Linked DNA regions of Homo sapiens: regions 1 and 3 are each linked to region 2. The links are chromatin loops, found by intact Hi-C in ENCODE. Cell type or tissue: dorsolateral prefrontal cortex. All regions are shown on one strand. Each heading gives the region's core, and the rest is flanking DNA. Links, peaks and the distances in the headings are about the cores only.

Region 1 (5,578 bases), core at 1,990-4,489, 54 kb after region 2:
GAATTGCCTGCTGACAATCAGCTACTCAGATGGCTGAGGATTAATTTTCTAAGTGTGTCTGACCTAGAAACATGTCAGAGGTCGGGAGCAGGAGTGGGTCCAAGCCGGGGAGACTCATACCCTCTGGGTCACATCCTCTCTGCAAAGCCTCAGCATCTTGGGGAAGCAGAGTCCTACTCCACTTTCCCTAAACATTTCCAAAATTCTTTTAAAATTTATTTATTTATTTATTTATTTTGAGATGGCGTCTCGCTCCATCACTGAGGCTAGAGTGCAGTGGCACAATCTTGGCTCACTGCAACCTCCGCCTTCCGGGTTCAAATGATTCTCCTGCCTCAGCCTCCCGGGTAGCTGGGATTACAGGCATGTACCACAACACTCAGATAATTTCTGTATTTTTAGTAGAGACGGGGTTTCACTATGTTGGCCAGGCTGGTCTCAAACTCCTGATCTCAAGAGATCCACCCACCTTGGCCTCCCAAAGTGCTGGGATTACAGGTGTGAGCCACTGTGCCCAGCCCATTTCTTAAATTCTTGATGCAGAGGGAGGAACTAGTGTCTACTGCTCACCCTACAACTTTTAGGTAAATAGTTGTCTCTTAGAGAAAGGACCTCAAAATGGACTTTTGTTTATTAAAGGTATAATTGGATAAAAGGGCCAACTAGAAACAAGAGTTATGCATCTAGAAACCAGAGTCATGTATCTATTCACTCCAGGGGTGACAGCAGATCTCTTGGGTGTTTCCCCAACAGCCCTGATATCAGACATCAGGAAGCAGGACAGGGTCACCTTCCCCATTTAGCGATGCCTCTAAGAAGCAGGTCGGCCCAAGCATGGGCAGGCATAAAGCCCTAGATTTGCAGTGAGCACAAAGAGTCAATTCAACAGCCCACAGAGCTCATCCTCTGTAACAGTCCTAATTAGAAACATTATACATAAGGAGAGGAAACAATTTACACAGACTCCAGCATGAGCTCATGGCAATAGCTTGTTTTCCAGCTCCAGCCCCGAGGCCATAGACACACACCTCTGAAAAAATAATGCATAGGTATTTCCAAGACTGATATTTTCAGATACTGCAGAAAAACGTGGCGGTTAATGATGTGCTGTAGCAAAACCGTCTCCATTGTGACTCCGTCTCTCCTTCCCCTTTTACCACCCCTGTTGTCTGTCTTGGTGTTAGGATTTTGTTAGTAGCTTAATATTTCAAAAAATAATTTACAACATGTTCCTTCTTTTCTGTTCTCACATAAACTTGAGATTTAAACATTTTTTCCATCTGCTTTTTGTTCCTTTCCACTGGGCAGCCCCTAGTGATGTTTCCTATGCTTCACGGAGCAGAAATTAGCATGCATTTCTGTTTACCAGGGATGCTGCGCCTGGTGGAACAGTCTCGCCGGCGTGTTACTGAGCATTTACATTCATTACTACTTAACTGTTGCTAGGGGAGCCAGATAGAAAAAGACAAAAGGCACAAATCACAGCGTCTCACTGATATTTTACCGTCAACACTCTTTCTCTTCTCTCATTTGGAGCAGGAGTTTTTTTCTCTCTCTATAGTCTTTTGGTCTGAAATTCTTCATCCTGGTTTCAGGGGATTCATAGAAGATGTCAACTGACCTTCCATATAACCCACACCTTGCTTATAACCCCCATATATCTCCTCCTTTTTTCTGCCCTCCTGCTCTGGTTTCCCTGTGTACTTACAACAGCTGGTGGGTAAGTTGTGGTCTGTGGTTCCACATTGTCTGGGTTTGAATCCCTACTCTAGTTGTGTGATCTTGGGTTAGTTCCTTAGCTTCTCTGAGTGGGCTTCTTCCTCTGTAAGATGGGGGATATGCTTGTCTCAGCCTCAAGAGATTGTTACGAGCATTAAATGAGGCTCTGCATGTGAAGAGTCTAGTACACAGTACGGATTCAATAAACCACCTTTATTCTTGTCATCAGTAGTCTCATGGCTATCTTCAAGCTTGTCCAACCCATGGCCCACGGGCCACATGTGGCCTAAGATGGCTTTGAATGCAGCCCAACACAAATTTGTAAACTTTCTTAAAGCATTGAGATATTTTTGCAATTTTCTTTTTTAGCTCATCAGCTATCGTTAGTGTTAGTGTATTTTATATGTGGTGCAAGACAATTCGTCTTCTTCCAATGTGGCCCAGGGAAGCCAAAAGATTGGACACCCCGTGAGATCTTCTAGGCGACTGGCCCCCAGTGAAATTGTGATCACGGAGGATAGTAGAGTCCCGGTAGTACACATAGGAGATGTTCCACAAACTCCATATGATCAGCACCGTTTTCGGGAGGCCCCACACTGTGCCGAACATCATGAATCAGTGAGGGTTTAGGAAGCACATCAACCTCCCAGTGTTTGGGAGCTGCTGTTTTAAGAAGGTCCCGTTTACCATTCTACTGCCCACATGAAGAGTGAAGACTAATCCGTGGACAGGATGCCTCTCCAGTCTAGCTGTGCCCCGCTCCCTCTTTCTCATCTAAATCGAACCCTTTTCCTGTGGATTGAGATGAAAAGTCCTTGAACGCACCACCTTGTGCTGCTAGGTCAGTCTAGACAATATTAAGTCACATCCATTAAGTTTTCCTTAAAGAAAATGTTTGAAATATTTCTTCCTTCAGTTCGATACTAAGTGTATTTTGCCACAAGACACTTCCTGATGACCCAATTTCAGGTCCCCATTCTTTTATCTATGTGAGAATTCTCCACTTTCAGACTCTGCTTAATTTAACTCTCTCTGAAAATGTGCAAGTTCATAAAAGAAGGTGAAATAATTACTACGGTACATACAAAGAGGTGAACATTTCTTTTTTATGTACAAATTGTGTGTTACCCCAAGTGGACTTTCCTGGGCCCGCCTCCTCCTTCTGTCCCAGGATCCTGGCCCAGCTCTGTCCCCCAATGAACTGCAGAGGTAGAGGGGTAAAGAAGAGCAGTTGAGTGGCTCAGATTGCTGCCTGAACTCTGGACCGAGGAGCAATCACGAGTAACCCCAAAAACTGCCCATTGGTTTGCGCACTCATAGCATGAAAACAAGTTCCGTTCTTTTGTGCTGTCCTGGAACATCAGCCAGCTCTTAAGTCACGTTGCCCGGATTCATGTGCTCCTGCAATGAAAGGCCCTATTGTCAACAAGGCTGGTCAACAAGGCAAAGCAAAGTTTGACCCGTGCATCAAAACCTGGAACATCCTGACTTGTTACGTGCTGAGAAATGTGTGCTTAGTATTGTATTAAAGTAAATGGGGAGGGGCAGTGTCTTTAAAAATACCCAAAGCAAAGAAAAATAGATACTATCTGCTCAATGTCCCAGAGTAGAAGTTTTTAAAATGACCTGAGAAATAGGTTTATTGCTTTCATTGCTTCCTTCCTTCTTCTTCCTCCTTCTCTGACATTTGGCCCTCCTCTCTAAAAACTTCCCCTCATAGTGACCCCAGGCTCCTGTTGGGAAGTCTCACCCACTGTGTGGGTGAACAAGCAAAGCAACTGTTAAAAGTGTTCAGATAACATGGACAAAAAACACATGGAAAAGCTGATATCGAGTTCCATTGGGTTTGGAGTGGTTCTTGCGGGCAAAGGATGCAGTGAGCTGAACATACATTAAAAATACAAACCCTTAAGAGCTGACTGGGTAAGACTTAAGCCCAGTATCTTTCAGAGATGAGTGTCTAGGTGCATCACCCAGATCTTAGCCTGCCTGAGTGTACCAGTGAACCTGCCCAGGTTTTAGTTTCCTTTTCTATAAAATGATAGCTTGGTTCTGATGATCTTCAGGCTCCCTTGGGAGGTCCTTGAGGCTTCAGCTCAAACCCTAGCTCTGCTATCTACCTCTTCTTGGTGCTGAGATTCCATGATATCCTTCAATTATTGTGGGACTGACTTAGTAGAAGGCATCAGAGGGAATGGAAGCCTCTACATTATCAATGCAGAAATTGAGGCAAGAGGCCAACATTATTGCACAAAACATGGCAGATGTTGGAATGAAGAAGACAGTGAGACACAGGCAGCAACAGAGCCTCCTTAATCTCTGACCCAAAAGAGTCTTGACTTGAAGTTCCCCAAGCTCCTTCTTTTCTCCCAGGCACTCACTGCTTTCAAAGCGACTTCAATCTCAAGTTGGGAGATGTGGCCCAGTTCAGGGTCTGCCGCAGACTCAGGCACCATCCCTTCTCCTATCTCAGTTTCTTCACTGGCAAATGGAAGGTATACAATTAGATGATTTTTAAAGCCAAGCTCAGAGCTAACATCCACAATTCCAGGAATTCCAGGAAATGCACACTAAAACTAAGGTTCTGAAACAAGTAAAAAAACAGACCAAATGTTCGAACCAACGATTTTCAGACATTGGAGCACAGGTGGCACAGGAAACAAGTGAGGTGAGTCCTGTGATTGCCCCAGCTTGCTGCCTGGAGAGACTTTCCAGGCCATGGAACAGGGACATGGAATACAGGTGGAGCACAGCCATATCCCTGTGTAGAAGGATGGGGCTGGGGTCCCAGGGACACTTGTGCACCTAGAACTCACAGGAGAGAATACTGGAGAGAAGAAAGCTGCACACGGAGAGAACTCTGGGCTCTGCAGAGTGTCATCTTTGGGTCTTCAGCAAAGTATTGATCAGCACATGCATGTGAGGAAAAGAAATGAGGCCAGAAAAAGAATCACCCAAAAAGATTAGAGGGAACCATTCCTAGAGCTCCCACCAGCCAGAGAATAGCCCCTGTGGCCACCAACCACAGTTGAAAACCTTCTAATTCATCGGGCACTGAGTAGAACACTCTGAGTATTGTCTCAGTAATGCAGCCCAATTCAGCTTACTCTAAAGTCTCCTGTGGTCCCTCCTGACAAGGCTTAAAAGCAAGTCTTGGCTGGCACGGTGGTGCGTGCCTGCAGTCCCAGCTATCCAGGAGGGTGAGGGCTGAGGCAGCATGACGACTGTTCAAGCCAGGAGTTCAAGACCAGCCTGGGCAACATAGTGAGATTCTGTATCTTTTTTTTTTTTTTTTTTTTTTAAAAAAAAAGGCCGGGCACGGTGTGTCAACCCTGTAATCCCAGCACTTTGGGAGGCCGAGGTGGGTAGATCATCTGAGGTCGGGAGTTTGAGACAAGCCTGACCAACATGGAGAAACCCTGTCTCTACTAAAAACACAAAATTAGTCGGGCGTGGTGGCACAGGCCAGTAATCCCAGCTACTCGCGAGGCTGCGGCAGGAGAATCGCTTGAACCTAGGAGGCAGAGGTTGCAGTGAATGGAGATCGCGCATCGCTGTCCAGCCTGGGCAACAAGAGGGAAACTCCATCTAAAAAACAAAACAAACAAACAAACAAAAAACAAGTCATGAAAGGATCGAACTGTTTTCAAGTAAATTAACTGTGTTCTAGAACAACACTCAAAAGTTTTTTTGTGTGTTTGTTTGTTTTTTAAAGAATATCCAGGCCAGGCATGGTGGCTCACACCTATAATCCCAGCACTTTGGGAGACCGAGGAAGGTGGATCACTTGAGGTTAGGATTTTGAGACCAGACTGGCCTCAAACATGGTGAAACTCTGTGTCTTCTAAAAATACAAAAA
Region 2 (5,578 bases), core at 25-2,524:
CTATTTAATTTTTTTAAAGATTTGTCTGTGTAGACACTAAAAGTATTACACAAAATCTGGACTGAAGGTGTCCTTTTTAACAACAATTTAAAGTACTTTTTATATATGTTATGTAGTATATCCTTTCTAAACTGCCTAGTTTGTATATTCCTATAATTCCTATTTGTGAAGTGTACCTGTTCTTGTCTCTTTTTTCAGTCATTTTCTGCACGCATCCCCCTTTATATGGTTATAGAGATGACTGTAGCTTTTCGTGCTCCACTGCGAGGTTTGTGCTCAGAGCCGCTGCACCCCAGCGAGGCCTGCTCCATGGAGTGCAGGACGAGCTACTGCTTTGGAGCGAGGGTTTCCTGCTTTTGAGTTGACCTGACTTCCTTCTTGAAATGACTGTTAAAACTAAAATAAATTACATTGCATTTATTTTATATTCTTGGTTGAAATAAAATTTAATTGACTTTGCTTCTGTGTGGATTTTTTAAATATAAAAAAAATCTTATAATAAGGCTTAGTGGCTGGACACAGTGGCTCATGCCTGTAATCTCAGCACTTCGGGAGGCTGAGGTAGAAGAATTGCTTGAGGCCAGGAGTTGGAGACCTGACTGGACAACATAGTGAGACCCCATCTAGCGTTAAAATTTTATCTGTGTGCCTAGAAGCTTTTATAATTACACTTTTCCTGCAGAGATACGAAGTCTTTCTGTGAGTTCTAATATGTTATTTTGTTCAGGATGCTATGATGTCATAATACTGCAAAGCAAGCAAGGCCTGCAAATACCTCATAAGTAAAATTGCAGGTTTTTATACATCTTTAGGAGAAACATCTTTTTAAAAAAATATAAATGAGAATTAGAAAAGACTAATAAGCATTTTGTGGATGGGGTTGGATTGGGAGTTTCTTGTTTTATAAGAGCACTCTGTGGTACCTGGCTGCTCCTTCTATAATTTGTTTGATGAATCTTCTATGGTTGTTACTCCAATATCCAAAGGCATCACAGAGTGAACTGAACAATGTTTAAGTGGCATGAATACAGAGCTTTCATTTCTATTTAAAATAATCACATCCCACTTGGCTGCTTCTCTTTTTGGCACAGATTTCATACTCAGTGCTGTGCTATTTGTAGGATAGATCTTCTGCAAAGCTGTTCATTGGCCTCGGCTGCGTTTCTCACCAGCCATCTGGGTAAGACAAAGCAGATGACTGGACAAACCCTTTACCACTCCTGGGAGAACTGGGAAGGTGATGTCCATCACCTTAACAGACTGTAAATTCTTGGGAACAGGGCCTGAGTTTTATTCCCCTCTTGCCCAGCAGCTGTCAAGATGCCCAACACAGAGCAGTTGCTTAATATGGTAAGTCATAGCATCACTTGTACACTTGCATAGAATTCCTGGGTCATGTAATATTTGTTTATGGATAAGGATGAACATAATTTTGTTCCATGAATAATAAAAATACTAGAAACAGGCATCACCTTTTTTTTCTTTTGGATAGATGGCATCTGTGTTGTCCAGGCTGAAGTGCAGTGGCTATTCACAGGTGTGATCATAACACTTTGTGGCCTCAAACTCCTGGCCTCGCTGGATCCTCCTTCCTCAGCTTCCCAGGCACAGGCCACTATGTCTGGCTTGCTTGCTTGCTTGCTTTTTTTTTTTTTTTTTTTTTTTTTTTAAGACAGGGTCTTTTGTTCTGTCACCCCGGCTGGAGTGCAGTGGCCTGATCATAGCTCACTGCAGCCTCAACCTTCTGGGCTCAAGCAATCCTCTCACCTCAGCCCCCCTAGTAACTGGGATCCAGGCATATGCCACCACACCTGGTTATTTTTTAAAAATTTTTATAGAGATGGAGTCTCTATAAAAAGTGTTAGGATATAGGTGTGAGCCACTGCACTTGGCCTGGTTCACTTTCTTAAAATAGGTTTATTTCTATGTTTGACTGCAGAGTCATAATAAAATTCACCCCAAAGGGACAAACAAACAATTCAAATTGCATTTGAATAAAAGAAGTAAGGCCAGGTGTTGTGACTCACACCATTTGTAATCCCAACAATTTGGGAGGCCGAGGTGGGAGGATCACTCAGACCCAGGAGTTTGAGCTCAGCCTGGGCAACATTGTGAGATCCTATCTCTGCAAAAAATAAAAAAAATTAGCCAGGCATGGTGACACATACCTGTAGTCCCAGCTACTTGGGAGGCTAGGGTGAGAGAGTCACTTGAGCCTGGGAGGTTGAGGCTGCAGTGAGCTGTAATCGCACTACTGTACTCCAGCCTGGGCAACAAAATGAGGCCCTGTCTTATTAAAAAAAAAAAAAAAAGATAAATTAGCCATACTTGCCACTCTTCTTTAGAAGCCATCTTTTTTTTTTTTTTTTTTTGAGACAGAGTCTCACTCTGTGGCCTAGGCTGGAGTGCAGTGGTGCAATCTTGGCTCACTGCAACCTCTGCCTCCCGGGTTGAAGCAATTCTCCTGCCTCAGCCTTTCGAGTAGCTGGGACTACAGGCATGTACCACCAAGCCCGGCTAATTTTTTTGTATTTTAGTAGAGACGGTTTCACCACGTTGCCCCCAGGGTGGTCTCCAACTCCTGAGCTCAGGCAATCCGCCCACCTCGGCCTCTCAAAGTGCTAGGATTACAGGTCTGAGCCACCACACTCGGCCAGAAGCCGTCTTTGTTTTGGCTACCTAGAGGTAGGCATTTTAAAGCCTTGTATAGCATCATTTTATCTAGTAGGCAATAGGAAACCAGCTTGGACAAGCAACATACAAACCTAAAAGGAAATTTTGTTTATCTAAATGAGAGAATATAGTATCGGGGAAAGAAATGAAAATGTTGACTTAAAACATCAAAATGTATCTCTTCAGCACATTCTTTGCTGCACAAGCTTTTTCAAAAACTGCTGCTGAGTTTGCACGATGAAGCTGCTGTGGACTGAATATTTGTGTTTTCTCCAAATTCGCACGAAGCCCTAACCCCCCATGCGTCTATATTTGGAGATGGGGCCTTTACAGAGGTAAGTAGGATTAATAAGGGTAGGGCCCTGAACTGACAGGATTGGTGCCCTTATAAGAAGACACCCCAGGGAGCTCATTCCCTCTCCCCTCTTCCCTCGGGGACACAACAAAAAGGTGGGCATCTTCAAGCCAGGAAGACAGCGGATTCTGCCAGACCAAATCTTGGAAGTTTCCAGCCTTCAGAACTGTGAGAAAGTAAATTTCTGCTGTTTAAGCCACCCAGTCTATAGTATTCTGTCATGGCAGCCCGAGCTGACTGATGTGACATCTTACCTTTTAGCTAGCAAAACCAGTTACCCTTGTGATATGGTTTGGCTCTGTGTCCCCACCCAAATCTCATGTTGAATTGCAATCCCCAGTGTTAAGGGACAGACCTGGTGGGAGGTGATTGGGTGGAGGGGACAGATTTCCCCCTTGCTGTTCTCGTGATAGTGAGTTCTCACGAGATCTGTTCGTTTGAAACTGTGTAGCACTTCCCCCTTCGATCTCTTCCTCCTGCTCCAGCCATGTGGGACGCGTTTGTTTCACCTTCACCTTCCACTGTGATTGTATTTCCTGAGGCATCTCCAGAATCAGAAGGCTGTACAGCATGAAAAACCATGAGCTGATTAAACCTCTTTTCTTTATAAATTACCGTGTCTCAGGTATGTATAGGAGTGTGAGAATGGAGTAATACACCTTGCTCGGTCTCTGACTTCTCTCCCTCCTCTATAGAGGTCAGTTGTCCCTGAACTGGTAAGACAGTCCTTACCTTCTGTTTCCTGTCTTTTCCAACATGGTTTTTGCTGACTTAATTTTAACTGAATTCTGAACCCCTCTTTCCTACCAATCTGGTGTGAATTCAAAGGGTCTCCAAGAGTCTCCTGCCCAAAGATTATCCTCACATTTGAACAGGTACATGCACCTACTGCACACACCTGGAGATTATTCTTCTGTCTTCCTAAAAATTACTAATGTTCCTGGGAAGAACAACTGTAAATGTGTCCCCATCACCCCCTGTCCAGATCGTCAGTCCATAAATACCTACTGTGAACTGGGCACTATGCTGGAAAATTGGAGACGCCAACATGGCCAATGTGTGTAAGATATTCCCAGCCCTGTAACTAGAGTTGAAGAAGGGCAAAGACCTAAGGCAGGTCATGAGACAACAAGACAGTGCGATAAGGACTAAACAAGAGAGCATGGAGGAGTGGGACAGCTGCCTGGGGGGTCACAGCGTGTGTCAAAGACAGATGTTTGACAGAGTGAACCAGAGGGTAAGGACTCCAGGCAAAGAAAGAAGCATGAACGAGTGAGGTGTATGTGAGAACAGCAAGAACTTGAGAATGATGTGTGTGTATGTGTGTCTGGGTGGGGGAGAGAAGAAAGGCTGGAGATGAATCTGGAAAGACCACATGAATTTCAAATTTGCATCTTAGGAAGATCTCTTTCATGGTGGTGGGGAGGATGGGCTGAATAGGTCCAACTCACAGCATATCAGAAGGCAGACTGGAGACTAGGCAGACAAGCTTCAAATATTTCAGACTTGTACCTTCCTCCAGCCTTGTCCTCTGCATTTATTCTCTTACATGAATTCGCTGGTCCTGAGAAAATCCTCTTTTAAAAAAAGATCTGGGCCCATAGGCTGGGGACAGTGGCTCACACCTGCAATCCCAGTGTTTTGGGAGGCCAAGGTGGGAGGATTGCTTGAGGCCAGAGTTCTAGACTGCAGTGAGCTATGATCACACCACTGCACTTCAGCCTGGGTGACAGAGCAAGATTCAGTCTCAAATGAATGAATGAATGAAAGATCTGGGTCCTCCAAGCAAATGCTATCCTATACTGAACTTTCCTCTTTGGTTGGAAGATTAACCTACATTAATTCAAACTTGTAGGCCTTAAGTTATAAACCAGATGGTGCCAGATTTCACTGAATTCAGCTGCAGATGCCGTGTTTGGGTTGTAAACGTCTGATTAAATTTTTCTTTTTTCTTTATTGATATATTTTATAAGTAGTAAAATGCACAGATCTTAAGTGTACAGTTCAAAGAATTTTGATGAATGTGCACACCCATATAACCAAAATCCAAATCAAGAAATAGAATCTTTTCATTACCATCCCCTCAAATTCCTTCATTGTCATTTGTAGTCAATACCTCCTCACCCACAGAGGCAACCACCGTTCTGATGTCTACCATCATATTTTAATTTTGCCTTTTTAGAATTTCATACAAATGGAATCATATAGTTTGTACTCATTTTGTCTAGGTTCTTTTGTACAAAATGTTGTTTTTAACAGTTATCTATGTTGAGTATATTAGTGATTTGTTTCTTTTTATTGCTGTATAATATTCCATTACATAAATATACCACAATTTGTTTAGTCATTTGTCTGTTACTGGACATTTGGGTTGTCTCCAGTTTGGGGCTATTATGAATGAAGCTGCTGTGAACATTTTTGTATAAATTTTGTGGACAAATGTTTCCATTTCTCTTGGGTATACTTAGAATTGTTGAGTTATAGGACAGCTGTATACTTCATCTTTAAAAAATGTCTAGCATTTTCCAATATTATTATTGTATCCTTTTA
Region 3 (5,578 bases), core at 1,990-4,489, 67 kb after region 2:
CATTTATTATGAGTTTATTCACTTGGGGCTTAAATTCACAGGACAGTATTTCTCTCATAGTGATAACTTTGTCTTCATTTTTTTCCTGTCTCGTTCCCAGTGGGTTTTAGAAAATCCACAGATATTTTATTTCTTTTTAAATTTTTTTCTCACACTTTTACCCCAGAAGATAGAAAGTCAACAAATATTTTCGTACTGATATCTTTCTCTTTTACTTTCATTTTTTAAGCTGGGACATTGGCGCCAGCGGGGCCCAGGGCTTGCAAGGGGAGCTCCTCCCTGGAGTCCCACTCCTGCCCTGGCACACAGACCAGGTGACGGGGGGCCTGTGACCGAGCAGGGCAGCATGTGGCAAAGGGCAGGGTGCCAGGGAGACCTCCCTCTGATAACTGCTGTGCATTTGAGCTGCTGATGGGGATTGTCCCAACCCTTCTAAGGGTCATGAGGTGTCAGCTCTCAGCAACCAGGGAGACTGGACTGCACAGGGGACCTCAGGGCCAGGCACCTGAGGAATGGCGATCCCTGTCTTCCCCCTGACTCTGCCTGGGTGGAGATAGGTGTTGCTCTGGCTGAGATCCTCCTCCAAGCCAGACCTGAGGTTCTATTTTTGAGGACCAAAGGAGGTGAGGGATCTTGGTCTAGGGAGAGCTGACATAGCTGCCCTCCCTCCTGTGCCTGGGAAACATTTTTCCTTGGGGACTTTCAAGGTGTAAGAACCTCCAGGAGCCGCTCCAGTCCTCTTGTGTGCTGTTGTCTGGCAGCCCTAGGGGAGACTGCTGGGCAGGGTGGCCCTGGGAGAGACTGCAGCAGGGTTCTGCGCTGCCAACACTGTCACTTCCCAGCCACCCAGACCCAGCCTCACTGGTCCTGGTGCCTGCCTTTCTCTTCCATCTTCCCCGGGCCAGCGAGGCACTGAGTCCTTTGCTTCTTTCTCACTTCATGCACCTCTGCCCTTCTTTCTCGAGCTGGCTTGCCCAAGAGTCCTTATCTGGAACCTCTGGTCTTTGTACCTCCTGGCCTGCCCTCAGCTGCTCCGTTGCCTGGGTCCCAGTGCTTGCCCACCATATTCAGGGGACATCCTGGACTCCTTGGCCACCACCCAGACCCTTCTGTATTCTGCTCCCCCTAATACCTCCTGGTCTCTGCATGAACCTCCCACTCTGACCACACTGCACTGTTGTTTCCTGGACACACGGCACCCACTCCTGCCTCCATGCTCCTGCTTCCTCCACCTGGAATGCCCTCTCTGCTGACCTACCACACACTCCTTTAAGAACGAACTTTCCTTCTTCCCCCATAGAGCCACTTCCACTTGCTCCAGGCCACAGAGTTCTCTCTCCCGTGACAGTTTCCTTCCTGTGCAATAGTATCGCCTCTGGAACTTCCTCACCTGCCACCTGGTGCTGCTACATGTCCACGTATGTATGTACGCTTTCATTCATTCTTTCTTTCTAACATTTGTTCTGAAAAAAATACATCATGTGCCATTATGCACCAGGCTCTAGAATATAAAGATGAGTAAAACCTAGTCCCTGAGTTCTAGACGTCTCCAGGTGTGGTGTGTATGCTGCGTGCCTCCCACTGGCTCTTCCAGATCCAGCCTCTGCTCTGCTCATGCCCTGGGCAAAATGGCCCAAAGCCAAAACAAGCAAACTGGTTCCCCTATAACCAAACCAGACAGCTTGGGGCCTGGCAGTGCCAGGGGAGAGCTGGCATGAGCAGGGCAGAGGCTGACTCGTATGGCGCCATCCACAGGCCCCATTGCCCTCTGGCTTCTGGTGGGCTGTGGCTAGGGAGCCCCCCCCAGGAGAGCAGAGGTTGAAGCTGCAGGGGCTGGATTCCCCTGCACCTCGCTGTGGGGTCACCCTGTCGGCTGTGTCACGATTCCTGTTAGTTCCCACTCTGCTGTCTCTGGATCTAGTGCCTGTTCCCTTCACCCTCAGGCCAGGGGTGGAGCCCTCCCCCCAGCCCCCAACCCCATACCCTGCTCACACCTTTGCAAATAGCGTCTTTACTAAACTCTCCCAAGTGTCTATATGTGCCATTTCCTTTCCGCCCAGCACCCTGAGTGAAAGTGTTTTGAAACCAGGGAGAAGCTGGAGGACAGAGGCACATAAGGTGCCGAGGACAGGAGAGACTGCACACTCTTTGTAGCTTTCACACAACCAGAGTCCAGTGCACAGAGTGCGTACTCATGTCTACAAAAGACACTTCACTCTTCTTAATTCAACCCATATCCCACTCTAGTGCCCATGTGGATCTTTTTATCATTGCAGGATGACCAAAGTCATTAAAACTTCGTAAAAAGCCTGCTTTAGTGAAGAGCTTCTGGCGACGGCCTTTGAATCTGTGCCCCTGAGGGCTCCAGGGCAGGACTCCAACTGGTGGTGTAAGACTTGCTGTCCTGATGTGGGTGGCAGTTGCTAGAAGAGGGACTGTTTCATTTCATTAGCAGTGAAGTGTGCTGTCAGCCGGCAGTGATAGCCATGGGACAAGATGCAACCCAATCTGACTCTGAAACATCCTGTCCTAGCCACCGCTGAGCTCTTCCCCCTTAGGGGGTCGCCAGAAGAGTATTGATTGGACAAGGAGAGAGAGCCCTCTTGAAGAGGAATGGTGCTAAAGTCAACCTGAAGCCTTCTGAAAATTCAGCGGCCCTAGAACTGCCCCAAATGCTATTTACTGCAAAGCAGAATTCTGTATCCAGAGGGGTTGTCCTGGACTCCACTCAAGAGGTTTAGCTTTTAAAGAGCCTAAAGGATTCCTGGCTTATCTGTTGGGTGAGTGTGAGAGTCAGATCCCAAAGGATTATATGATATGATGGATGATTTAGCACGCTGCTTCACAGGAATTTAACAGAAATATAAGATTGCTCAGCTGGAGCAGAATTGTCTAAGAGACAAACCTTTTTAAAACCCCACTAATGTATAACCTCAAGCCACAACTGGATTCAATTACTGCGTGGAAAGAAAGGCATTTTCTTATAAAGCCACTCTGTTTCCGTGCCTGGCTGTGAGCTGGGTCAGCCATGACAAAGATAAGCTTGTGTGTTGTTTTTGGTTGTTTTTCCTTTCAAGCTCTTCCCCTGGCACTGCCAGGCCCCAGGCTGTTTGGATCGGTTGTGTGGAGGCCAGTTTACTTGTTTTGGCTTTCAGCCTTTCTGTTCAGCATTGATGATAGAAGAGTGGGCCTGTGTCCTGCGTGGCCAGTGATGGGCTATCAGCATGGCTTGGTGGTGGCACCATGCCCAGGTGCCCCTTAGGAGGCACACAATGTTTAGAAGCCACACAGTTTGTGAGGAAGGTGAACATTCTAAGGAAGGAGACTGGCAGAGATTGTAGGGGACTCGAGAGGGGTCTGGGCACAGAAGGGTCTGCGTATTGACATTCTCAAATATTAATACAAATACCTAACATGTGGAGTGCTTACTCTCTCTAGGCCCTGTCCTAACAGCTTTACATATATTACTTCATTTAAACCTCCCAACAATCCTGTGAAGTAAATGTTATTATTATATCCACTTTACAGACGAGGAAATTGAGGAACAGAAGGGTACATAGTTTGCCCAAGGTCACACAGTAAGTAGCTGAGGGCCCACGTGCTTGATCACTCCATTGTCAAAGAGTATGGGACAGAAACTTTAAAACCATGACATGTGCATTTATGCAGACACTAAATATTTTTACAGTGTTCTTTATTCATTATTTTCCTTAACATAGTATATTAATACCTGAAAGGCATATTTGTACTGTTATATAGCATGTTTGAAATCACAAGAATGGAAAGACCCATTTGGTTCAGTCTGCCTTGGGGAAGATAAGAATATATATATAGAAAGACCTAGCCAGTGCAATAAGGCAAGAGAAAGAAATAAAAGTCATCCAAATAGGAAAGCAAGTCAAACTACCTCTCTTCACTGACTGTATGATTCTATACTTAGAAAACCCTGAAGACTCTGCCAAGAGGCTACTAGAACTGATCAATGATTCTAGTATGATTTCAGGATACAAAATTAATGTACAAAAATCAGTAGTATTTCTATACACTAAAAATATCTAGACTGAGAGTCAAATAAAAAACACAGTCCTATTTACAATAGCCATGAACAAAATGAAATACCTAGGAATACAGCTAACCAAGGAGGTAAAGATCTCTACAAGGAGAACTACAAAACACTGCTGAAAGAACTCAGAGATGACACCAATAAATGGAAAAACATTCCATGCAAATGGGTTGGAAGAATCAGTATCATTAAAATACCCCTACTGCCCAAAGCAATTTACAGATTCAAAGCTATTCCTATCGTATTACCATGTTATTCTTCACAGAATTAGAAAAAACTATTCTAAAATTCATATGGAACCAAATAGCCAAAGCAATCCTAAGTAAAAAGAACAAAGCCAGAGGCATCACTCTACCTGAGTTCAAACTATACTATAAGGCTACAGTAACCAAAACAGCATGATACCAGCACAAAAACAGACACATAGACCAATGGAACAGAATAGAAAGCTCAGAAACAAAGCTGTGTGCCTACAACCATCTGATCAACAAGGCTGACCAAAAAAAAAAAAAAAGGACTTTCTATTCAATAAATGATGCTGGGATAGCTGGCTAGCCATATGCAGAAGAATAAAACTAGACCCTTACCTTTCACCGTATACAAAAGTTTTCTCAAGATGGATTAAAGATTTAAATATAAGACCTCAAGTTATAAAAATCCTAGAAGAAAACCTAGGAAATACCCTTCTCAACATTGACCTTGACAAATAATTTTTGGCTAAGCCCTTAAAAGCAATTGCAACAAAAAACAAAAATTGGCAAGTGGGACCTAATGAAATGAAAGAGCTTCTGCACAGCAAAAGAAACCATCAACAGAGTAAAACAGACAGCCTACAGAATGGGTTGCAAAATATTCTCAAACTATGCATGTGACAAAGGTCTAATATCCAGAATCTATAAAGAACTTAAATCAACAAGCAAAAACCAAATAACTCCATTAAAAATGGGCAAAGGACATGAACAGATACTTCTCAAAAGAAGACATACAAGCAGCCAACAAATATATGAAAAAAGTTCATCATCACTGATCATCAGAGAAATGCAAATCAAAACCACAGTGAAATACCATCTCACACCAGTCAGAATGGCTTCTATGAAACAGTAAAAAACAACAGATGCTGGTGAGGCTGTGGAGAAAAGAGAGTGCTTATACAGTGTTGATGAGAATGTAAACTAGTTCAGCCACTGTGGAAAGCAGTTTGGAGATTTCTCAAAGAACTTAAAACAGAGCTACCATTTGACCCAGCGATCCCATTATTGGGTATCTACCCAAAGGAAAACAGATCATTATACCAAAAAGACACATGCACCTGTATGTTCATCACAGCACTCTTCACAGTAGCAAAGACATGGAAACAATGTAGGTGCCCATCAGCAGTGGACTGGATAAAGAAAGTGTGGTGCATATACACCGTGGAATACTATACTGCCATAAAAAAGAATGAAACATGTCCTTTGCAGCAATGTGGATGGAGCTGGAGGCCATAATCCTAAATGAATTAATGCTGGAACAGAA

The links. A loop is a pair of places that touch in the nucleus more often than their neighbours do. Peaks named below come from ENCODE experiments on the same cell type or tissue, not always from the same donor. Only the 100,000 strongest peaks of a DNase experiment are listed, where the experiment ranks them.
Region 1: it touches region 2 in a loop (4-fold over the local background); 5 of 110 quality-filtered maps call a loop at or near these places.
Region 3: it touches region 2 in a loop (4-fold over the local background); 7 of 110 quality-filtered maps call a loop at or near these places.

What each region holds. Positions count from the first base shown.
Region 1 is chr6:110,552,730-110,558,307 of GRCh38, reverse strand. LOC105377939 (a long non-coding RNA gene) reads right to left here. Exons shown (of 3, transcript XR_942862.3): 3 at 2,799-3,120. Among named protein-coding and RNA genes, the nearest start is that of SLC22A16, 79 kb to the right of the region's middle. In dorsolateral prefrontal cortex, for the core only: no CTCF peak of the experiment used is centred there; a DNase peak (open chromatin) is centred at 3,087; H3K27ac peaks cover 2,500 bases.
Region 2 is chr6:110,604,859-110,610,436 of GRCh38, reverse strand. CDK19 (cyclin dependent kinase 19) reads left to right here. Exons shown (of 13, transcript NM_015076.5): 13 at 1-459. Among named protein-coding and RNA genes, the nearest start is that of SLC22A16, 130 kb to the right of the region's middle. In dorsolateral prefrontal cortex, for the core only: no CTCF peak of the experiment used is centred there; a DNase peak (open chromatin) is centred at 1,166; H3K27ac peaks cover 2,500 bases.
Region 3 is chr6:110,539,390-110,544,967 of GRCh38, reverse strand. It overlaps LOC105377940 (a long non-coding RNA gene), which reads left to right. Exons shown (of 7, transcript XR_007059703.1): 4 at 1,301-1,418; 5 at 2,277-2,780. Among named protein-coding and RNA genes, the nearest start is that of SLC22A16, 66 kb to the right of the region's middle. In dorsolateral prefrontal cortex, for the core only: no CTCF peak of the experiment used is centred there; DNase peaks (open chromatin) are centred at 2,397 and 3,137; H3K4me3 peaks cover 1,424 bases; H3K27ac peaks cover 2,500 bases.